Regions from separate parts of the Homo sapiens genome. Here regions 2 and 3 are each linked to region 1. Evidence: read pairs that join two places in POLR2A ChIA-PET (ENCODE). Cell type or tissue: B cell. All regions are shown on one strand. Each heading gives the region's core, and the rest is flanking DNA. Links, peaks and the distances in the headings are about the cores only. Region 1 overlaps SSH2 (slingshot protein phosphatase 2). Region 2 overlaps EFCAB5 (EF-hand calcium binding domain 5). Region 3 overlaps EFCAB5 (EF-hand calcium binding domain 5).

What was found. ChIA-PET counts read pairs that join two places held together with the same protein. Peaks named below come from ENCODE experiments on the same cell type or tissue, not always from the same donor. Only the 100,000 strongest peaks of a DNase experiment are listed, where the experiment ranks them.
Region 2: POLR2A ChIA-PET joins it to region 1 with 6 read pairs; 2 of 35 experiments call an interaction of 5 or more read pairs at or near these places.
Region 3: POLR2A ChIA-PET joins it to region 1 with 5 read pairs; 4 of 35 experiments call an interaction of 5 or more read pairs at or near these places.

Annotation. Positions count from the first base shown.
Region 1 is chr17:29,733,703-29,740,579 of GRCh38, forward strand. The region is part of intron 3 of SSH2 (slingshot protein phosphatase 2); the gene reads right to left. Among named protein-coding and RNA genes, the nearest start is that of SSH2-AS1, 98 kb to the left of the region's middle. In B cell, for the core only: no CTCF peak of the experiment used is centred there; no DNase peak of the experiment used is centred there; H3K27ac peaks cover 1,822 bases.
Region 2 is chr17:30,003,071-30,009,947 of GRCh38, forward strand. The region is part of intron 7 of EFCAB5 (EF-hand calcium binding domain 5); the gene reads left to right. Among named protein-coding and RNA genes, the nearest start is that of EFCAB5, 65 kb to the left of the region's middle. In B cell, for the core only: no CTCF peak of the experiment used is centred there; no DNase peak of the experiment used is centred there.
Region 3 is chr17:29,979,751-29,986,627 of GRCh38, forward strand. The region is part of intron 4 of EFCAB5 (EF-hand calcium binding domain 5); the gene reads left to right. Among named protein-coding and RNA genes, the nearest start is that of EFCAB5, 42 kb to the left of the region's middle. In B cell, for the core only: no CTCF peak of the experiment used is centred there; no DNase peak of the experiment used is centred there.

The sequences.
Region 1 (6,877 bases), core at 878-5,877:
AGTTGTATAAATAGTTCATAGCTCAATACTTTAAAAAGGGTCAATTTTGAAAAATCTCATCTTGTTTCTTCTGTATTAAAAACACTATTTAATGAAAAATGTCTATCTAAATATTCTCATTTAACACTAAAAAGCTGAAATAATCCCCTTGGAGGAAAAATTTCTAAGATACATAAGTTTCTCCTTTACAGGGTGTTTAATTTCTTTCTTTTTTTTTTTTTTTTTTGAGATGGAGTCTCACTCTGTCGCCCAGGCTAGAATGCAGTGGTGCGATCTTGGCTCATTGCCTCACTGCTACCTCCACCTCCTGGGTTCAAGCGATTCTCCTGCCTCAGCTTCCCAAGCAGCTGGGACTACAGGCGCCCGCCACCATGCCTGGCTAATTTTTGTATTAGTCGGAGATGGTGATGGGGTTTCACCATATTGGCCAGGCTGGTCTCGAACTCCTGAACTTGTGATTCACCCACCTCGGCCTCCCAAAGTGCTGGGATTATAGGCATGAGCCACCGCATCTGGCCTAATTTCTAAGTGAGAGAAAATGGTCTGAGTTTTCTGAAGGCTTTCAAGACATAGAAAGGCTTTCTATGCCTTGAGAAAGCCCAGAAATTGCCAGCGCAAATAAGCAAATGGCAAGTTGGCAAAAATGGCACATAAAATGTGGTTGCTCACACTTCCAAAAATTCATAACTATGCGTGGTAGGCTGCAGAAATCAGCCTTAGTAGCAAAGAATGGCTTAATGGGTTGAATTCTTGGCCCTCAGTGCACAAACAGTTAAACAGCACATTCACTTCACTAAATATCCAAGCCTAGGGCAGTGGTCTTCATCCCTAAACCTCCTAACATCTCTTTATAATTAATTCAATAGGTACCCATACTAAAAGCAGTTAGAAACTCTCCTATTGCCTCTCGAACTTTTTCTTGAAAGTAACAACCTTAAATCATTTTTGCCTCCCTGGAATAGTTCAAGCACTAGCAATATTTTACCCTAACATTGCTTCATTTTATTACCACATAGGTTGTGCTGAGAAACACAAATATTCAGGCTTTATTGTAATATTCCAAGTTTTCTTTAAACAAATACCATTCTTGGAATATCTACTCTAAGATTATTAAGAAGGAGAGGGTATTCAAAGGGCTGCATAATCCTTCTCAATAGAGAGAAAAACATTAGCTCACATTCTTTCAGCTTGGGGAAATCATGAGTGATTGTTTAAAAATGGATAAATAAATCTCAGTGGTTAAGTTCAAAGAGCTTAAAAAGAGTTTACTTGGGTTTCTAAATCAAATACCTAAAGCACTCTATTCAAGGTTCAAAATTGGGGGTGGGGGAGATGTTGGGGTAAGGTCGTTAGATTCCTTTGAGAATCAGATGAAAGCTATGGCCTTTTCCTCCAGAAAAAATTAATGTTCTACTCATATATAGGCCCACATTTGCATATTATTTCAGTGTATTCATGAATTTCCTGGTCCAAAGCTCTGGACTAAAGGAACCTGATAAACACCCTAAAGAAATTATGGGTAGGTAAGAATTCATAGCCTCCCCACTACTACCCCTCACTTTTTAATAGATAACAGCTCACCTTTAACAAGAGGCAAACGCTCAGTGATTTTTGCTTGGCTTTAATTTTGAAACCAGAGGAAACACAATGAATGGGAGTTGCACAGGTTCTTCTGTTAATACTGTGGACTCTCATTTTAAAGCATACTACAGGGCCAGGTGCAGTGGCTCATGCCTGTGATCCCAGAACTTTGGGAGGCTGAGGCAGGCACATCACAGGAGGTCAGAAGTTTGAGACCAGCCTGCCCAACATGGTGAAACCCCATCTCTACTAAAAATACAAAAATTAGCTGGGCATGGTGGTGCATGCCAGTAATCCCGCTACTTAGGAGGCTTGAGACAGGAGAATCACTTGAACCTGGGAGGTGGAGGTTGCAGTGAGTCGAGATCGCGTCACTGCACTCCAGCCTGGACGACAGAGCAAGATTCTGTCTCAAAAAAAAAAAAAAAAAAAGTAAGTAAAGAAAATAAAGCACACATCAGGTAAATCCTATTAAGACCCTCTACCTGTCCCATCATGCTGTCTCCTTCACTCCCCATTTCTGAAAAATACCTCTACAATAAACATTTCTAGCTTGTAATCCCAGCACTTTGGGAGGCTGAGGCGGGCAGATCACTTGAGCTCAGAAGTTCGAGACCAGCTTGGACAACGTGGAGAAACCCCATCTCTACCAAAAATACAAAAATTAGCTGGGTGTGGTGGTGCGTGCTTGTAATCCTAGCTACCTGTGAGGCTGAGGCACAAGAATCACTTGAACCCAGGAGGCGGAGGTTGCAGTGAGCCGAGATTGCGCCACTGCAGTCCAGCCTGGACGACAGAGTGACACTATCTAAAACAAAACAAAACAAAAAAATTCTATATTACAAAGATTCCCAAGCATTAAGTGAGAGTTGACTTACTAAAGCCCTACAGTACTAGACGTAACAGGATTTCAGTATAATAAAGGATTTTGGATAAGATTTTGAAATTCATTAACATTAAATCTGCCAGCAAAAGAGGTTTTACACTTCTCTAAACCTGTTGGACACTCTAGAAATGTCAACAGCTACCCAGAGCATGCCATTTGATGACAGTACTTATTTTCCAGCAGTGTGAGAAATCTAAGATCTTATGCAGAAAGTGATTCAGCATCCAAGGAAATGATTAGATTTAGGGCTTTACTGATCTTGATTTTATAATCCATGCTACATGGGAAAAAAGATTAAACATAAGGTATAACAGTTACTATAAAGGCTAATTTTTCGGTTGGGCGCGGTGGCTCACGCCTATAATCCCAACACTTTGGGAGGCCAAGGCGGGTGGATCACAAGGTCAGGAGATCGAGACCATCCTGGCTAACATGGTGAAACCCTGTCTCTACTAAAAATATGAAAAATTAGCCAGGCACGGTGGCACGTGCCTACAGTCCCAGCTACTCAGGAGGCTGAGGCAGGAGACTTGCTTTAACCCGGGAGGCGGAGGTTGCAGTGAGCCAAGATCGCGCCACTGTACTCCAGCCTGGGTGACAGAGCAAGACTCTGTCTCAAAAAAAAAAAAAAAAAAAAAAAAAAAAATGGGCCGGGCATGGTGGCTCACGCCTGTAATCTCAGCACTTTGGGAGGTCGAGGCAGGCAGATCACAAGGTCAGGAGATCGAGACCATCCTGGCTAACACGGTGAAACCCTGTCTCTACTAAAAATACAAAAAATTAGCTGGGCATGGGGGTGGGCGCCTGTAGTCCCAGCTACTCGGGAGGCTGAGGCAGAAAAATGGCGTGAACCCAGGAGGCGGAGCTTGCAGTGAGCCAAGATCGCACCACTGCACTCCAGCCTGGGCGACAGAGCAAGACTCTGTCTCAAAAAAAAAAAAAAAAAAAAAAAAAAAGGCTAATTTTTGTAACAGTTAACAATCCTCATCTATTTTCATTACATCTATAAATGCAGTGGCCTTATATTATTTAGATTATCTGTTATATATACCTAAAAATCAACTTACACATTTACATAAAATGTCTACACTTCCGTTTGTGGTTCAAGTAACAGCTTAACAGTCTTCTGACCATTTTCTCTAAAATAGTCTCTCCCTCCCAGCTTTCCTTCTGTCCTCCATTATTTTTTCTTTAGAGCTATATCAGCTAATTATTTATTTATAATAATTTATTTACAGTCTGGAATGTAAGATCTAGAGCTGTGACTTGGTCTTTTTTTGTCCACTAATGCATTCCTAGTGCCTAGAACACGGTAGGTGACCAATAAATAAATGAATATTTACTAAGTAGGGATATGAAATTAACTACAGACAAATAAGGCACAGTACAAAAGCATGGGATATAAAGTTAGAAGACCTGAATTTCAGTCACTGCCCTTTCGTCTTCAACAAGTCATTTAATCTCTTTGAACCTCAATCTTGTTCCTTTAAAATGATGCTGAAATACAACAACACAGGGTTATTCCAAGGGTTACTGCAAATAACAGAAGTGAAAATTTGTAATATTACTATAACCCAGCAATTATTCTCAGAACACTAGCAAAAATTCCATAAAGTAGACTGATCTTGAGAAAGCAAGATATTCTGCTAACTTACCTTTGATCTTACAGAACAGTAAAGGCAGAAAGAAGTAGTGAGAAAAGTCACAGGCTTGAACTTCACTTACCAGCTGGCTGACCTTGAGAAAGTCTCTTATTTATTTATTTATTTATTTATATTATACTTTAAGTTCTAGGGTACATGCGCACAACGTGCAGGTTACATATGTATACATGTGCCATGTTGGTGTGCTGCACCCATTAACTTGTCATTTACATTAGGTATATCTCCTAATGCTATCCCTCCACCCTCCCGTGACCCCACAAGGGGCCCGGGTGTGTGATGTTCCCCACCCTGTGTCCAAGTGTTCTCATTGTTCAATTCTCACCTATAAGGGAGAACATGCAGTGTTTGGTTTTCTGTCCTTGTGATAGTTTGCTCAGAATGATGGTTTCCAGCTTCATCCATGTCCCTAAAAAGGACATGAACTCATTCTTTTTTATGGCTGCATAGTATTCCATGGTGTATATGTGCCACATTTTCTTAATCCAGTCTATCATTGATGGACATTTGGGTTGGTTCCAAGTCTTTGCTATTGTGAATAGTGCCGCAATAAACATACGTGTGCATGTGTCTTTACAGCAACATGATTTATAATCCTTTGGGTATATACCCAGTAATGGGATGGCTGGGTCAAATGGTATTTCTAGTTCTAGATCCTTGAGACCTTGAGAAAGTCTCCTAACTTCTCTGAGGCTTAATTTTCTTTTTTTTTCTTTTTTATTTTATTTTATTTTTTTTTTTGAGACGGAGTCTCGCTCTGTTGCCTAGGCTGGAGTGCAGTGCTGCAATCTTGGCTCACTGCAAGCTGCGGCTTCCGGGTTCACACCATTCTCCTGTCTCAGCCTCCCAAGTAGCTGGGACTACAGGTGCCCGCCACCATGCCCGGCTAATTTTTTTGTATTTTTAGTAGAGACGGGGTTTCACTGTGTTAGCCAGGATGGTCTCAATCTACTGACCTTGTGATCCGCCCGCCCCGGCCTCCCAAAGTGCTGGGATTACAGGCGTGAGCCACCACGCCCGGCCTCTGCGGCTTAATTTTCTTATCTGTAAGATGAGAGGAAAAAATACTAACTGCCTCAAAAGCATAATTGTTTGAATCAAATGTTATATGAATTGTGAAAACACTTTTAAAACTATAATGTGGTATACATATATTTAATTAAATAATCACTTTCCTAAAAACAAAACTCTAATCTTGATTGCTGCACCAGCCAAACAGAAGGAAACACTATCGCAGAAGTTCTCACATGGACTAAGAAAATAAGTATACATACTCCCAATTCTTACTGCAGGTTCTCCAACTTTGGTAAGAGGATAGACTACAACAAGAAAAATTTTATAGGAAGATAAAAAATAGAGAAAACAGGGGTTCAGAAACGACATAAATAAGTAGCAGAGTTCGAACCGAATCCACTATCTATTTAACTTCACATCCTAGTCAGGGGTGGACTTGTGACCTGTGCAGGGTTTGGTGCTTGAAGGGTCCCAGAATTGGTGTAATGCTCTGCTGTCTTGAAATTCTTGTTTCTCAACAACAGCCCCTGCCTTTTCACTTTGCACCAGGCCCTGAAAATTACATGGCTGTCCTGCTCACAACCTTTTACTAGACTAGAGGATAAGGACAATAGCTTAGCTTAGTCTCTCAATGATTCTATATATAAGGATCACTGCTAACTTAAAGGATATTCCCCAAAAAGAAAACTTTGAATCAGGCTGAAGATTACGTATTTGTAGTATCTGAATTCTGAAGTTAGCCAAATACTTAGTAAAAGCCAATTTAATTAAAAAGTGTTAGCCCTAATAATAAATGCAAATATGACTTGCCTTTCTTTCCTAATGCTCCATCAGATCCTAATAGGGCAAAAGGTGATGTTAGTATATGAAATACCTGAATCTAATCTAATTGACTTCCCATTAAAAAACCCAACAAAAGGCCCTAGTGATTGTAGTTTACCTTTGGTTTTTTTATTTGATATCTGCGTTCTCACAGTAAGCAAAGCAACACTCACACAGAAATCATTTCTGGAGAGAAATCTCCAATACATCACAATTTAATTAAATTGCATCCTTTAAAAAAGTTTTCTTTTCTGCTCCTGCTGACTGCAGAAACAGCTAGTGATTTTTCTCTGAGTGGAGCTGAAAGGCCAAAGCTGATGAACTGAACATCTCTCTGGCTGCAATTCAGTTTTTGATGCCTCCATGTCAAAACAACTGCTTTCTCCTTAAAGCTGGATTGACCTCGCAGTATCTGTTTTGACCTCTGAACTCCTTATCAGTCACCTTTGGTCTCTGACAGTAGGTGGACAGGCCAACCACAGAGGTCCACTCTCCAGTGAACAAAGGCTTGCTATGTAAAACAGATGAGCTGCGGGCAGAGATCCGATCTGAAGAGAAGGTGCTGAACTCATCCTCTGTTCCAGCACCATGTCCAGAACTGCTGCCACTACAAAGTGAAACTTCACCCAAAAGCACTTTCCCTGTCTGTGATTTAAACACACCTTCATTAAGGAAGCATCGCAGTCTCAAAGAGAGGCAGGCAACCAACACTACAGAAACCAGCAGTAATAGACAAGAAACCTCCTTCCTGTCTATTCTTTTTCTTTTATTTTATTACCCTCTTTTTTTTTTTTCAGTAAATTTGCCATAGGTGCCTATGGATACTGTTTAGATCTGCTGGTGACATTTAAAGAAAGAGCCTTTGAGAAACATGCATACTTTTCTCTTTTCTCCTATATTCAATACTCATATA
Region 2 (6,877 bases), core at 823-5,822, 270 kb after region 1:
TTTCTTTTTTCCTCTTTTTTTTTTGTAGCGGGGGGGGGGTCTGATATTTCCTCTGTTGTTCGGGTAAATTCTACTGTTCTGTGTTCAAGTCCATTGATTCCTTCCTCTGTCTTTTCCACACTGATGCTAAGCCCATACCTTGAGCTTTTTATTTCAGTAGTTTTTGTTGTTGTTGTTCTTTTTCAGACAGGTTCTTGCTCTGTTACCCAGGCTGGAGTGCAGTGGCATGATCGCGGCTCACTGCAGCTTCAACCTCCCAGGCCCAAGCCATCCTCCCACTTTAGCCTCTCAAGTAGCTGGGACCACAGTCATGCACCACCATATAAGGCTAAATTTTATTTTTGTAGAAACAGGGTCTCCCTATGTTGCCCAGGCTAGTCTGAAACTCCTGAGCTCAAGAGATCCTCTCATTTCAGCCTCCCGAAGTGCTGGGATTATAGGCGTGAGCCACTGTGCCCAGCCTTGTTGTTTTTTTAAGAAATGTGGTTTTGGGGAGGGGAGAAAAAGAAAAAAAAAAAAAAAGAGATGTGATCCTCCCACCTCAGCCTCCTGAGTTGTATTTTTCAAAATTTTCGTTTTTCTTCATGTCTTTTATTTCTTTGCTGAGACTTTTAAGTTTTTAATTTATTTTAAGCATGTTCATAATTGCTTGTTGAATTATTTTTATAGTGGCTGCTTTAAAATCCTTCTCAGATAATTCCAACAGCTGTGTCATCTCAGTGTTGGCATCTGCTGATTAAATTTTCTCATTCAAGTTGAGATTTTCCTAGTTCCTCATACAATATGTGATCTTCTGTTTTGTCTTGGACATTTTGGTTATAATGCTATTGATGCAGGATTTTTTGCTCCTTAGTTCAGCTAAAATCCAAGTTCTTGTCTCACAACTAGGGAAATGAGGCATGCAGACACATTGAAGGGTGAAGATGGATTTATTAGGCAAAAAGAAAACTCTCCACAAAGAAAAAGAGGGTCCATCCAACAGGTTCTCACTTCACAGACTGAATACCAGGTCACCACATGGGAGCCGAAGAGGCCTGGCTTCTCCCCTCTCATAAGGCGTGAATTATTGGTGGCTCTGCCCCATTCTCCCAATGCACATGTGGTCCCCCAATCATTTGCAGGCATGCCCAGGCAAGACCCTGTGCAAGGTTTCCTTAGCTTCTCCTGCATCTATCACTATGAGACTTGGGATCTTATTTGCATCTTCTTTTAAAAAGCTTCCTCTGATACCATGCTGGTGGAAGAAGGGGAGTGCCACCTCTCTACTGCCAGGTGGGCATAAAGATCCAATTTCCCCATTCAATCTCCATTGACATTTTGGAGGCAGGGGCAAGGTGCCTTGTTATTGCTCAGTGGAGGCGAAATTTTCTGATTTCTTTAAAGGTTAGATAACAATTTAGTTTTAGTTTAGTGTTGTGGAACCTCAGTCTGAGTTACTCCATTTTGATTTTTAGTCTGGTCTGTTGGGCCTGGTTCAGGAGCTTAGTCCAAGACAACTGCCTTCTATAATTTTTATTCAATAACCCTCACCAGATACTAACTCTGTGGGCACTTTTTTTTTTTTTTTTGAGATGGAGTCTTGCTCTGTCGCCCAGTCTGGAGTGCAGTGGTGCAATCTTGGCTCACTGCAACCTCCACCTCCCAGGTTCAAGCGATTCTCCTGCCTCAGCCTCCTGAGTAGCTGGGATTACAAGAGAGTGCCACCACTCCTGGCTAATTTTTTTTTTTTTTTTTTTTTGTATTTTTAGTAGAGACAAGGTTTCACCACGTTGGCCAGGCTGGTCTCGAACTCCTGACCTCATGATCTGCCTACCTCGGCCTCCCAAAGTTGTGGGATTACAGGTGTGAGCCACTGTGCCTGGCCTCTGTGGGCACCTTGATTTGGACTTTCCAGCCTCTAGAGCTGTAAGAAAATAAATCTCTGTTGTTTAAGTCACCCAGTCTATGGTATTTTGTTATTGCAGCCTGAGCTAAGACACAGTTTCAGTGTTAGAGTCCCAGAAATGGAACAAATATGTTAAAGAATAAATATTTGAGGTTTTAGTATATATTTGTCAAATTGTGTTCTTGGTTATACTGATTTATTCTCCTCAGCAATGCATGATGGCTCTCAAGGCACCGTCTTATCACCAACAGTAGGTATTATTGAGTATAAGAAATCTCTTGGTGAGGCCAAGTCAGGATTGCATGAGCCCAGGAGTTCAAGGCTGCAGTGAGCTATAATCAAGCCACTGCACTCCAGCCTGGATGACAGAGCAAGACCTTGTCTCAAACAAATAAAAGTAATTTGATGGCATTTTGTTTTTTAACTCTTATCTTTGAGATTTCTGGTGAGATTAAAGATTATTCTATGTAATTTAAAAATTTCTTCTTACGTAAATTATGCATTCAGATCCTTTGGCCATCTTACCTGATTTTTATTTTTTCTTATGGAATTGTAAATGTTCATTATATATTAAAGACATTATTTATGATCACAAATTGCATATGTTTGTAAACTAAAAATATAATCCTAAGCCTTCTGCTGACTGAACAGACCCCCTCTTATCCAAGGGAACCCCAGAAAAACCTTAAAAACTGAATTCCCTGCCATGACAAGAAGGGAGGTCAGGCCTGCCTCATTATATCTCCTCCCCTTTGGAGTTTAGGCACAGTAAGTGACGATTGTTAATGTTAAAATACAGATCCTAAAACTGACAAAACAGACTCTTTTTGGCAATAAGATACTAAGTTACAAACAAGACCTAAGGCCATGTCAGGTAAGGGTTAAGTCAAGCCTGTAGGCCATCAGTCTTGCCACATAGCAGCCTTATCTTAACTTAAAACATTCCTTTCTGCTGACTCCAAGTTTTAGACAGAGCCTTACTCCTTTAAACAATTGCAAATTAAATAATCTCTGAATCCACCTATAACCTGCAAACCCCTGCTTCACGATATCCCATCTTTTGGGGCCTAACCAACGTATACCTTCCGTGTATTGACTTATGTCTTTGCGTGTAAATTCTGCCTCCCTAAAATGTATAAAACCAAACTGTAATCCGACTGCCTTAGGACCACTTACTCAAGGCTTCTTGGGTTTGTGTTTTCCTCAGGCTGTGGTCACTTATATTATCTCAGAATAAACTTCTTTAAAATATTTTATAGCGTTTGGTTTTTCTGTTAACATATTTTTCAACGTTTCTCAATTGTTTTAAAATTTTGGTGGTTTCTAATTTACAAAAAAATTTTAAAATTTTATGCAAACAAATTTGTAGATTTTTTTTGGAGATCTTTTTTATTGCTCCCATGCTTAGAAGATTCTCTTCTTCCCAAATCAGTTAAATATTCACCTAGTTTTTTCTAGCTCTTTTTACTTTTTAAAATTAACTTGAAAATTGTTTTGATAAGTAATAGAAGGTGAGAATCTAACTTAATTTTTTCCCCCTAAAATGGCTAGCAAAGCATATCACTATGTTTATTAAACAAACCTTCTTTTTATAGGTAGCTAATTTTCCAAATAAAAGTTTTTCTACATTACTATTTTCTTCCTTTCCAATGGAAAATAAAAGTAGAACATTTTACAAAATTTGAATTACTGAGATTTTATCTTATTTTTTTGAGACAGAGTCTCACTCTATCACCCAGGCTGGGGTGCATTGGCACAATTTCGGCTCACTGCAGCCTCAACCTCCTGGGCTCAGGTTATTCTCCCACATCAGCCTCCCAAGTAGGGGGGATGCCACTTTGCCTGGCACATGCCACTTTGCCTGGCTAATTTTGTTTATTTTTGTGGACATTAATCTCCCTATGTTGCCCGGGCTGGTCTCAAATTCCTGGATTCAAGCGATCCTTCCACCTCTGCCTCCCAAAGTGCTGGGATTATAGGTGTGAGCCACTGCGCCCAGCTGAATGAGAGATTTTTTAGTGTCCATGTAAATTTTGATTTTTACAGAAAGAAGAGTATAGCATGAATTTTTTCAAGAATGTATATATTTTAATACACTACCTATTGTCCTGTTGATAGAAGATAAATCAAAACCAGAAGAATGGAAAACAGTCTTTTTTGTTGTTGTTTTTGCTTTTAGCAAACTCGGCTGCAAATAGCATACACAGTATTAGGTAAAATTTTTTCAGTCATCCCAAGATTTATTAGGGGAAGAAATGGGTAGACAAGCAGTGGATAAATTAGAAGTGGTAAGAAAACCCTAGTTCCATGTGGCTTCTTGTTACTTTGTCTGCTGTTGATGAAGCTGTCATCCCTCCATTATCTTTTCATATTTATTGGGAAATACAATTTAATCTGCCAGACTGAAATGAAAAGATAAATCGAGTATGACTTCTTATTCTTGTTCAGTTGGGAATAAATTTATTCCAGAGTCTTATTTTACTCATAAACTGCCCAAGTAACATCACTGGAGTAAATTTTTAAAAATTACACAAACTATTATTAAGAGAATATTGTAAAAATGAACCCCTCGTTCTTCCCAATTTGTAGAGACAGAGGTCTTCTCTGACCATGTCAGTTTAAAATGTAACTTTTCCTATTCTTCTGTGTGGTTAGAGACTTCTAAACAGGAAGTCCAAACAATCATATTTCCATAATTCCAAGATGAGTGGTTTTCCTTTTGCATCTCTGAAATCAGGGTGCATCATTTAGCCCAGAGTGGTGACCCACACCTGTTATACCACCATTTTGGAAGGCCAAGGCTGGAGGATCGCTTGAGCCTAGGAGTTCAAGACCAGCCCGGGCAACATAGTGGGACCCTGTCTGTACAAAAAATTAAAAACATAGCCAGGCATGGTGGCTCACGCCTGTAATCCCAGCTACTCAGGAGGCTGAGACCTAGGAGGATTGCTTGAGCCTGGGAAGTCAGGCTGCAGTGAACCATGATTGCACCACTGCACTCTGGGCAACAGAGTGAGACCCTGTCTCAAAACAAAAAAACGAAAAGCTGCGTCATTTGATAAAGCAGTATGTTTTCCTCTCTTCCCCAATCCCCCAATCTATTAAGTCAATAGCAATCTAATGATTGATGGGTTTTGCTGATTAAAAAAATAAAAGCTGTACTATATGCATTTTATAAGCTAAACATCTAATATAAAAGGATGAAAAAAGATGAAAATAAGAAAATTGTTAAAGGAATAGCAGATACATTAAATAAACAAGTAAATAAACAAAAAGCAGATTTCAAGGTTAAAAATCATTTAATGAGATCAAGACTATTTTTTATATTTGTAAATGTGAAAATTTTATATTTTAAGGCTGGGTGAGGTGGCTCACGCCTGTAATCCCAGCACTTTGGGAGGCCGAGGCAGGCAGACCGTTGGAGGTCAAGAGTTCAAGACCAGCCTGGCCAACATGGTGAATCCTGTCTCTACCAAAAATACAAAAATTAGCTGGGCATAGTGGCATGTGCCTGTAGTCCCAGCTACTTGGGAGGCTGAGGCAGGAGAATCACTTGAACCCAGGAGACAGGTTGCAGCGAGCTGAGATCATGCCACTGCACTCCAGCCTGGGTGACAGAGCAAGACTCCATCTCAAAAAAAAAAAATTTTTTTATATTTTAAAATTTAAAATTAATGAAGTTAATAGGACTCTCTTAAGCTTTATGAGTTTATAGCACATTGTAATAGAATATATAAAAATATAAATAAAAGGTAAAAAATTTACAATAATTGTGCAGATTTTTAAACTTTTTTTGGTAGCAGCTTTATTCAGATATAATTTACAAACTGCATTTATTTCCTGTGGCTGCTGTAGCAAATTACTGCAAACTTGGTTGCTGAAAACAGCAGACATTTATTTTCTCACAGCTCTGGAGGCCAGAAGTCCAAGATCAGTATCACTGGGCCAAAATGAAGGTGCTGGCAGGGCTGCACTTCTCTCAGGAGGGTCTGTGGAAGAATTTGTTCCTTGGCTCTTCCAACTTCTGGTGGCTGTTGGCATTCCTTTACTTGTGGCTGCATCACCAGTCCCTGTCTTTGTGGTCACATTGCCTTTTCTTCTCCTGTCTGAGAAATCTCCTTCTTAAAAGGATATATGTGATTGCATTTTAGGGTCTACCTAGATAATTTAGGATAATCTCCCCATCTCAAAATCCTTAATCACATCTGCAAAGACTCTTTTCCCATATAAGGAAGCATTTACAGATCCAGGGATTAGGACTTTACATCTTCGAGAGCCATTATCCAACCTACTATACCTACCTTATACCCATTTAAAGTGTACAATTGAATGGGCTTTAGTATATTTGCAGAGGAGTACAACCATTAAAACAATCCATTTTAGAACATTTTCACCCACAAAAGAAACTTCATACCCATTAGCAGTCACTCCCCATTTCCTTCCAAACCTCCAGCCCTAGGCAGCCACAAATCTCTTTCTGTCTCCATAGCTTTGTCTATTCTGAACATTTCATATATATGGAATATACAATATGTGGTCTTTTGTTTTTGGCTTCTTGTACTTGTCATAATGTCTTCAAGGTTACTCCATGTTGTAGCATGTATCAGTACTTCATTTCTTTTTATTGCCAAATGATATTCCTTTTTATGAACATACTACCTTTTATTTATCCACTCATCAGTTGGTGGACATTTCGGTTGTTTTCATTTTTTGGCTACTGTAAATAATACCACTATGAACATTTGTGCCTAAGTTTTTACATGAATATGTGTTTTCTGTTCTCTTGGGAGTGGAATTGTTGGGTCATGTGATAACTTTGTGTTTAACCTTTTGAGGAACTGCCAGATTGTTTTCTTTTCTTTTTTTTTTGTTATACTTTAAGTTCTAGGGTACATGTGCACAACATGCAGGTTTGTTACATATGTATACATGTGCCGTGTTGGTTTGCTGCACCCATTAACTCGTCATTTGCATTAGGTATTTCTCCTAATG
Region 3 (6,877 bases), core at 942-5,941, 250 kb after region 1:
TTATTTACCTTCCCATAATCCCTTTGAAGACAAGGGCTATCTTCTATTATACCTATATTTGAAACTGAGCACAATGCCTGGCATGAGCTGGGGCTCAATAAATGTTAGATGAATTAATTAATAACTTAAACTTACTAGCCGGCCACGGTGGCTCATGCCTGTAATCCCACCACTTTAGGAGGCTGAGGCAGGTGGATCACCCGAGGTCAGGAGTTCGAGAGCAGCCTGACCAACATGGTGAAACCCCCATCTCTACTAAAAATACAAAATTAGCTGGGCATGGTGGTGCATGCCTGTAATCCCAACTACTCAGGAGGCTGAGGCAGGAGAATTGCTTGACCCCGGGAGGCGGAGGTTGCAGTGAGCTGAGATCAGGCCATTGCACTCCAGCCTGGGCAACAACAGTGAAACTCCGTCTCAAAAACAAACAAACAAAACTTAAACTTACTGAGGAACCTTTACTCAGTCAATTAGTATTTATTGCATAACTACTGAGTTCTCAGTGGTGAGCTATACCTTATAGGGAAAAAATACAAAATTTGATTTTTGTCATGAAGAACTTATACAGTCTATTTGAGGAAATATAACTAAAACAGCCAGTTTTATCAAAAGCAGTTGTCCGTATACACTCTCCCCACTTCCCACACATTTTTTAACCTGTTACTTCTGGCTTTTGTGCCAGGCTTTCTCTAATAAATGGCACTTGCCAAAACCACAATGTTTTCCATGCTTCTAGGCCCAGTAGAAAGTTTGCCATTTTTATCTTACTTGACCTCTTAGCATTATTTCCATCTTGAAATACTTTTTCCCTCCTCTTCCATGATATCATACTTGTCTAACTTTCCTTCTGTTTCTCTATTTAGTCCTTCTCAGTGTCCTTTTCTGGCTCATTCTCTGCTACTTGATCTTCAAATATTAAAGTTCTTTAACCTGTCACTCTATATTCCATCCCTGAGTGCTCACATTCCAACATGACTTAAGTTACCATCTATACATTCATGACTTTTAGATTTATATCTTTGGTTCAAACACCTTCTTTGAGCTCTATCCCAGTACATCCAACTATTTATTCAATATCTGTACTTGTATGTTTCATAAGCACCTCAGTTTCAAGAAGTCATTGTCCTCAAGCCAAAAACTAGCAAATCAACCTGGACACCTTCTGATGATCTCTCACTGTTCATTTCTAGTCAGTCATTAAGTCCTGGTGATTTCACCTTCTTTTCTTAAATTTGTTCATTTCTGACCATCCCCCACTGCTTTCATCCTAGTCTGAGCTACCATTATCTCTTGCCTCCACTATTGCAATAGTTTCCTAATTGGTATGTTTACATCCAGTTGCCTTCTTCCAATCTATTCTTCATCCATAACTAAAGTGATTTTTTTAAAGGCTAATATTACCATGTTGTTCCCCAATGTGAACCCTTTCAGTGGTACCCTTTTACCCTCAGAATAAAGAACAAAATTCTTAACTAAGCCTATGAGACCTTCTTTGGATGACCTTGTCCTTGCCTGCTTTTCCAAGCTTGGCTCCTGCCTCTCTCCCCACACTATACTCCAGGCACAGAGGATTTCTTTCGTTCTTAAACATACTGTGCTTCTCCCTACCTCAGGGTCTTCACATATGCCATTCCCTCTGCCTATACTACTTTCTTCCTCTTTACTTAATCCTACCCATCCTTTAGAGTTCAGGCTCAGACACCATTTCATCATGAAATTGGGTTGGGATCTTCCCTTATGTGCTCTCATAGCATCCTGTGTTTCTCCTTCATTGCACTTATCACAGTTGTGATGGTGGTTTCCTCTGCTACAATATAAGCAGGAACTATGTCTGTCATAGTCACCACTGAATCCTCAGCATCTAACACTGTGTCTTATGAGTAATGCTCAATAAATGTTTGTTAATTAACCTATTCCAGTCTGCCTTAATGATGAAAGTTTTCTTCTGTTTTTATTTTATTTTTGCTTTTTGGTTTTTAGATACATAAGATTATTATGAGATATGTCTTAAAGCTCAATAACTATGGGAGAGTCACCTCATTTTCACACATCCCTTAATTTAGAGTAATTGAATTTTTAACTTTGAAATATCTGGAATTAATCATCACTATTTAATGAGGATGCTATGATAAATGTTCTTTATCATTTTATAAAATTCTGAAGAGGCCTAATTATTCATCTGCTTAAATATTATTGATTAATTACTTAGATTTTTCTTAAATCATTAAATTATATCAGCATCCTCATTTATGTAGTAAGATATAAATTGAATAAGCAAAGAGAAAATAAGTAAGTATAAGAAGTAAGTAGGCATATATTTCATATATGGATTTTTAATAGGAATACTCATCATGGGACTAATATGGACATACTCCAGGAATGGCAAGAAATTCAGTTTAGCGGCTGGGCACGGTGGCTCATGCCTGTAATCCCAGCACTCTGGGAGGCCGAGGCGGATGGATCACAAGGTCAGGAGATCGACGCCATCCTGGCTAACATAGTGAAACCCCATCTCTACTAAAAATACAAAAAATTAGCCGGGAGGCTGAGGCAGAAGAATCGCTTGAACCTGGGAGGTGGAGGTTGCAGTGAGCCAAGCACCACTGCATTCCAGCCTAGGTGACAGAGCAAGACTGTCTCAAAAAAAAAAGAAAGAAAGAAATTCAGTTTAGCTTTGTGAAACTAAGACCACCAGAGCTTAAAAACACCTTCAAACAAACAAACACTGAGTTTATTAACTTGCCAGGCAAAGGAATATACACCAGTGAAGACTTCACTGAATGGTATGTGGAAGGGGGAAATTCAGGGGCTTTTAATTGTTTTATAATAGCTATACTTATAAGAACTAAAAACTTATCACATTGTATAGGACAGAGTGAGTCCATAGATCTGTACATGATTGATTAAAACAAGTCCCAGTTTTTAGTGGTCAAGAAAGGGTCTTCAGTTACGTATAGCAATGATCTGGTATACTGAGGTCACTCAAAGTTCATGGTCAATTATCCACTTAAGCTGATTAGAACCAATTTTGATGTAATACAACTTTCACTTTTGATATAATCTAGGCAAATGTTTCTGTAAATAGAAGATTTTCCTTATACAGCTTGAATTGATGGATAGAATTTGGATTGTCACAACTAGGTGGGGAAGCATTTTTACTTCTACTCTTTAATCAGATTTATATTATGCTTTTCTTTAAAAGGTCTCGAAACACTCATTCATATAGGAAAACTCTTTTCTTAGTTAGCTTTTGCTGCATAACAAAATACTCCAAAACTTCATGGCTTAAAGCAATAGAATTTATTTGCTCATGATTTTGTAGATTGGTAACTTTGAGCTGGGCTCATGGCCCATCTCTGTTCCACATGGTATCAATTAGACTCACTCATGAGATGCAGTAAGATGAAACCTTTCAATGATATCCCTTTACTTTCAGAATAACAACCAAAAGTGATGACCTCAATCACTTTTGTAGTGGTTGGCAGTCTCTTTGCAAAAGCAATGGAAGTAACTGGATCATCATCCAGCAGGCGAGCCCATGCTCATTTCCATGATGGTATTGTAGTGGAAGGGCTCCCAAGTTCAATAAAAGAGGGCAAGCCCCAGTGTTCAAGTACTTTTCAACTTTCTGCTTACATTCTGTTTTCTAATGGCCCATTGGCCAAAGCATGTCACATGGCCAGAAGCAGACAAGGAGTACAGGAACAGACTCCACTTCTTCATGGGAGGAGCTGCAAAGTTATGTTGCATTCATAGAGACATGCATATAGGAATGGGAAGAATTTATGACTATTTTTGCAATTTTTCCATAATGTAGTTTTTCTTCCCTTCCAGTCCCCTTACACTTAGAATGAATCTGCTTATAGGTTATGTCTACCCTGTACTGCCCAAATTAAGAGTTTTGGATGCTTTAGAATTCTCTGGATTAATGTAAAGTAAACATCTTCATGAGATAATGCAGGCTACAGAAGACAAATTTTATTAATTCCCTGAATGGGTGACACAATCAATTTAAAATCCATTTGGATTATATTTTGAGTCTCATGTACAGTGGCCCAGAAGCACAAAAGTAGATTTTGTTTCTAGATATGGACATCAATAAATGGGAGGAAATGATGTCTGAGGTGAGACCTAAAGCATGTGGAGGATCTAGTCAGGCAAAGAGAGGGAGAAAAATATTTCAAGCAGATGGGAAAATGACAGAAAACCAATTTTGTGTATTCATTTTTGTGTCACATGAGAATCTGGAGACACTTAGTACTTACCCTAAAATTCGTTTACTTATCTGTTCTGCCATTGGACCCTAAGCTTTATAATGGCAGAATCCATAGTAGGTGCCGAATAAATATTTATATAATGAATGAGTGAGTGAGTGGTTTAGTGAGTGAGTGTATGAATGAATAATGCAAAAGAGCTGGGTGAAAAACACAGATACAGAAGACAGAGCCACAGAGGAATGAAAACAGAAATTGAGAAGAATCCTAGCTAGAGATGAGGGGGAAAGGAAAAAGCAGCAGAGGATGAAACAGATAAATAGCAGAAGGGGAGACAAGCAGAAGAAGCAGAAGAAGACAAGCAGACAAGCTCTCAGAACTTTGGTAGCTGACCGGTAGAGCTGACTGGTAGAGATTTGGTTGGTTAGCAATTGCATCAGAGAAACTTAGCACTCCTTTAAAATACTCATTAAGGCCAGGCGTGGTGGCTTACACCTGTAATCCCAGCACTTTGGGAGGCCGAGGTGAGCGGATCACGAGGTCAGGAGATTGAGACCAGCCTGGCCAACTTGGTGAAACTCTGTCTCTACTAAAAATATAAAAAATTAGCCAGACTGGTAGTGGGCACCTGTAATCCCAGCTACTTGGGAGGCTGAGGCAGGAGAATTGCTTGAAACTGGAAGGCAGAGGTTGCAGTGAGCCAAGATTGTGCCACTGCACTCCAGCCTGGGCAACAAGAGCGAAACTCCATCTCAAAACAATAAATAAATAAATAAAAATAAAATACTTATTAATCTTCCAGCAGTTCAGACCCAGCCCCTTCTGTACTATTAAACTGCTTGTCTGCTTTTATTTTCAAACTTCAAAGTTCATTTTTGAACACTTGTTTTTCTAGAGAATTTTGAAGGCCTTATATAGGCATAAGGTAATGACTTAGATTTTAGTAGTTTCTTTGGTTCATCAGATGTATCCAATTTACCAGTTCCCACTGAAAATCTTTTTGCATTTTAAAATATGTCAGATTGTCTTAGTCTTTCTTCTTTGAAAGATGAAGACTTGCCTCCAACATTGTTGGGAAAAAATTGTACTTGAAACCAGCGACTATTTTTATTATTCTGAGCCATTCTATTTGATTTCAATCAAAACCAGTTTGGGGTTTTTGGAGTCCTAATAGGAGTGATGCACATAGGTACAATTAAAAGCACAGTTTTTCCCCCATTCTCAACCTGGGTGATGCAGTTCTGGCTGCAAGGGTAACTCTTATGCTCAGCACTTCAGCAGTGGCTGGCAAAGCATGAGACTTTGGCTAGATAAAGGCAATTAGCTGAGATATACCCCTAGACAGATTTCTCAGAAGTTTGATCCAAGGCATCAGAATGACCTGAGATGCTTGTTATAAATGCATCTTCTAGGCTTCCACCCTAGACATGAATGCTGAGACCAGCTCAGTCATGGAGACCCTAACCCAGTGGCACTAGAGGAATTAAAGACACACACACAGAAATAAAGTGTGGAGTGGGAAATAAGGGCTGACAGCCTTCAGAGCCGAGAGCCTGGAACAGAGTTTTACCCACATATTTACTGACAGCAAGCCAGTGATAAGCATTGTTTCTATGGATTGTAGGTTAACTAAAATGGGAAACAAAGGGATGGGCTGAAACAAAGGGATGGACTCTGGCTAGTTATCTGCAGCAGGAACATGTCCTTAAGGCACAGATCGCTTATGCTATTGTTTGTGGCTTAGGAACGCCTTAGGTGGTTTTCCACCCTGAGTGAGCCAGGTGTTCCTTGCCCTCTTTCCGGTAAACTCACAACCTTCAGCATGGGGATCATGGCCATCAGGAACATGTCACAGTGCTGCAGAGATTTTGTTTATGGCCAGTTTTGGGGTCAGTTTATGGCCAGATTTGGGGTCCTGTTCCCAACATGTTCCCCATTTTTGTTTTTGCAAGACGATAAAAGCAAAGGCGGCTTTATCACAGTGAGCTACTTCTTTCAGTAGTCAGGATCTGCATCTACAGACTATACAAAGACAAACAATACAGATTAAAAGCACAATCATCATTGAAATCACAGAGCTTCCAAGTGTTTTTATCCAGTCTAATGGGTTAATAGCTGCTAATCCATCTGTAGCTCCTTCAAGCGCTCCAGTTCCTGGCATTAAGGTCAGGTGTGTCTGGGATACTTTAAATATTTGTTCTTTTAATTTTGCAATATCCAAAGACAAGTTTGTAGAGTGTCCTTCTAGACGTTTTTTATTCTTTCCCAAATTTTGATCTTATTAAGAGCCATGAATAGTTTCCACAAGTCCTTATGTTTAGCTCCTACAGCGGGCCATATCATTTGAGGTTGAGGTGCCACTATATGGCCATGTTTCCAGATAATAGGAACTCTTGCCATACTTCTTACCATTTCTACCATCTGACCATTTTGTTTAGACCAGCTGAACATAGTGTGGCCATGGCACGCAGACTGAGAGGTGAAATTCAAGGTAAACATCCCCTTAGGGGACCAATCAATAATGATTCCATAGGAATCGTTGTGCAGCACCTCTCTGCCTGTTCTGCAGTGCAATCTTCCCAAACAAGTACATTCATTATTTCTGGCCAGGTCCAATTCTGCTTACAAATAGGTTTTTGAGGGTGGTATGCCTCAATTATAGG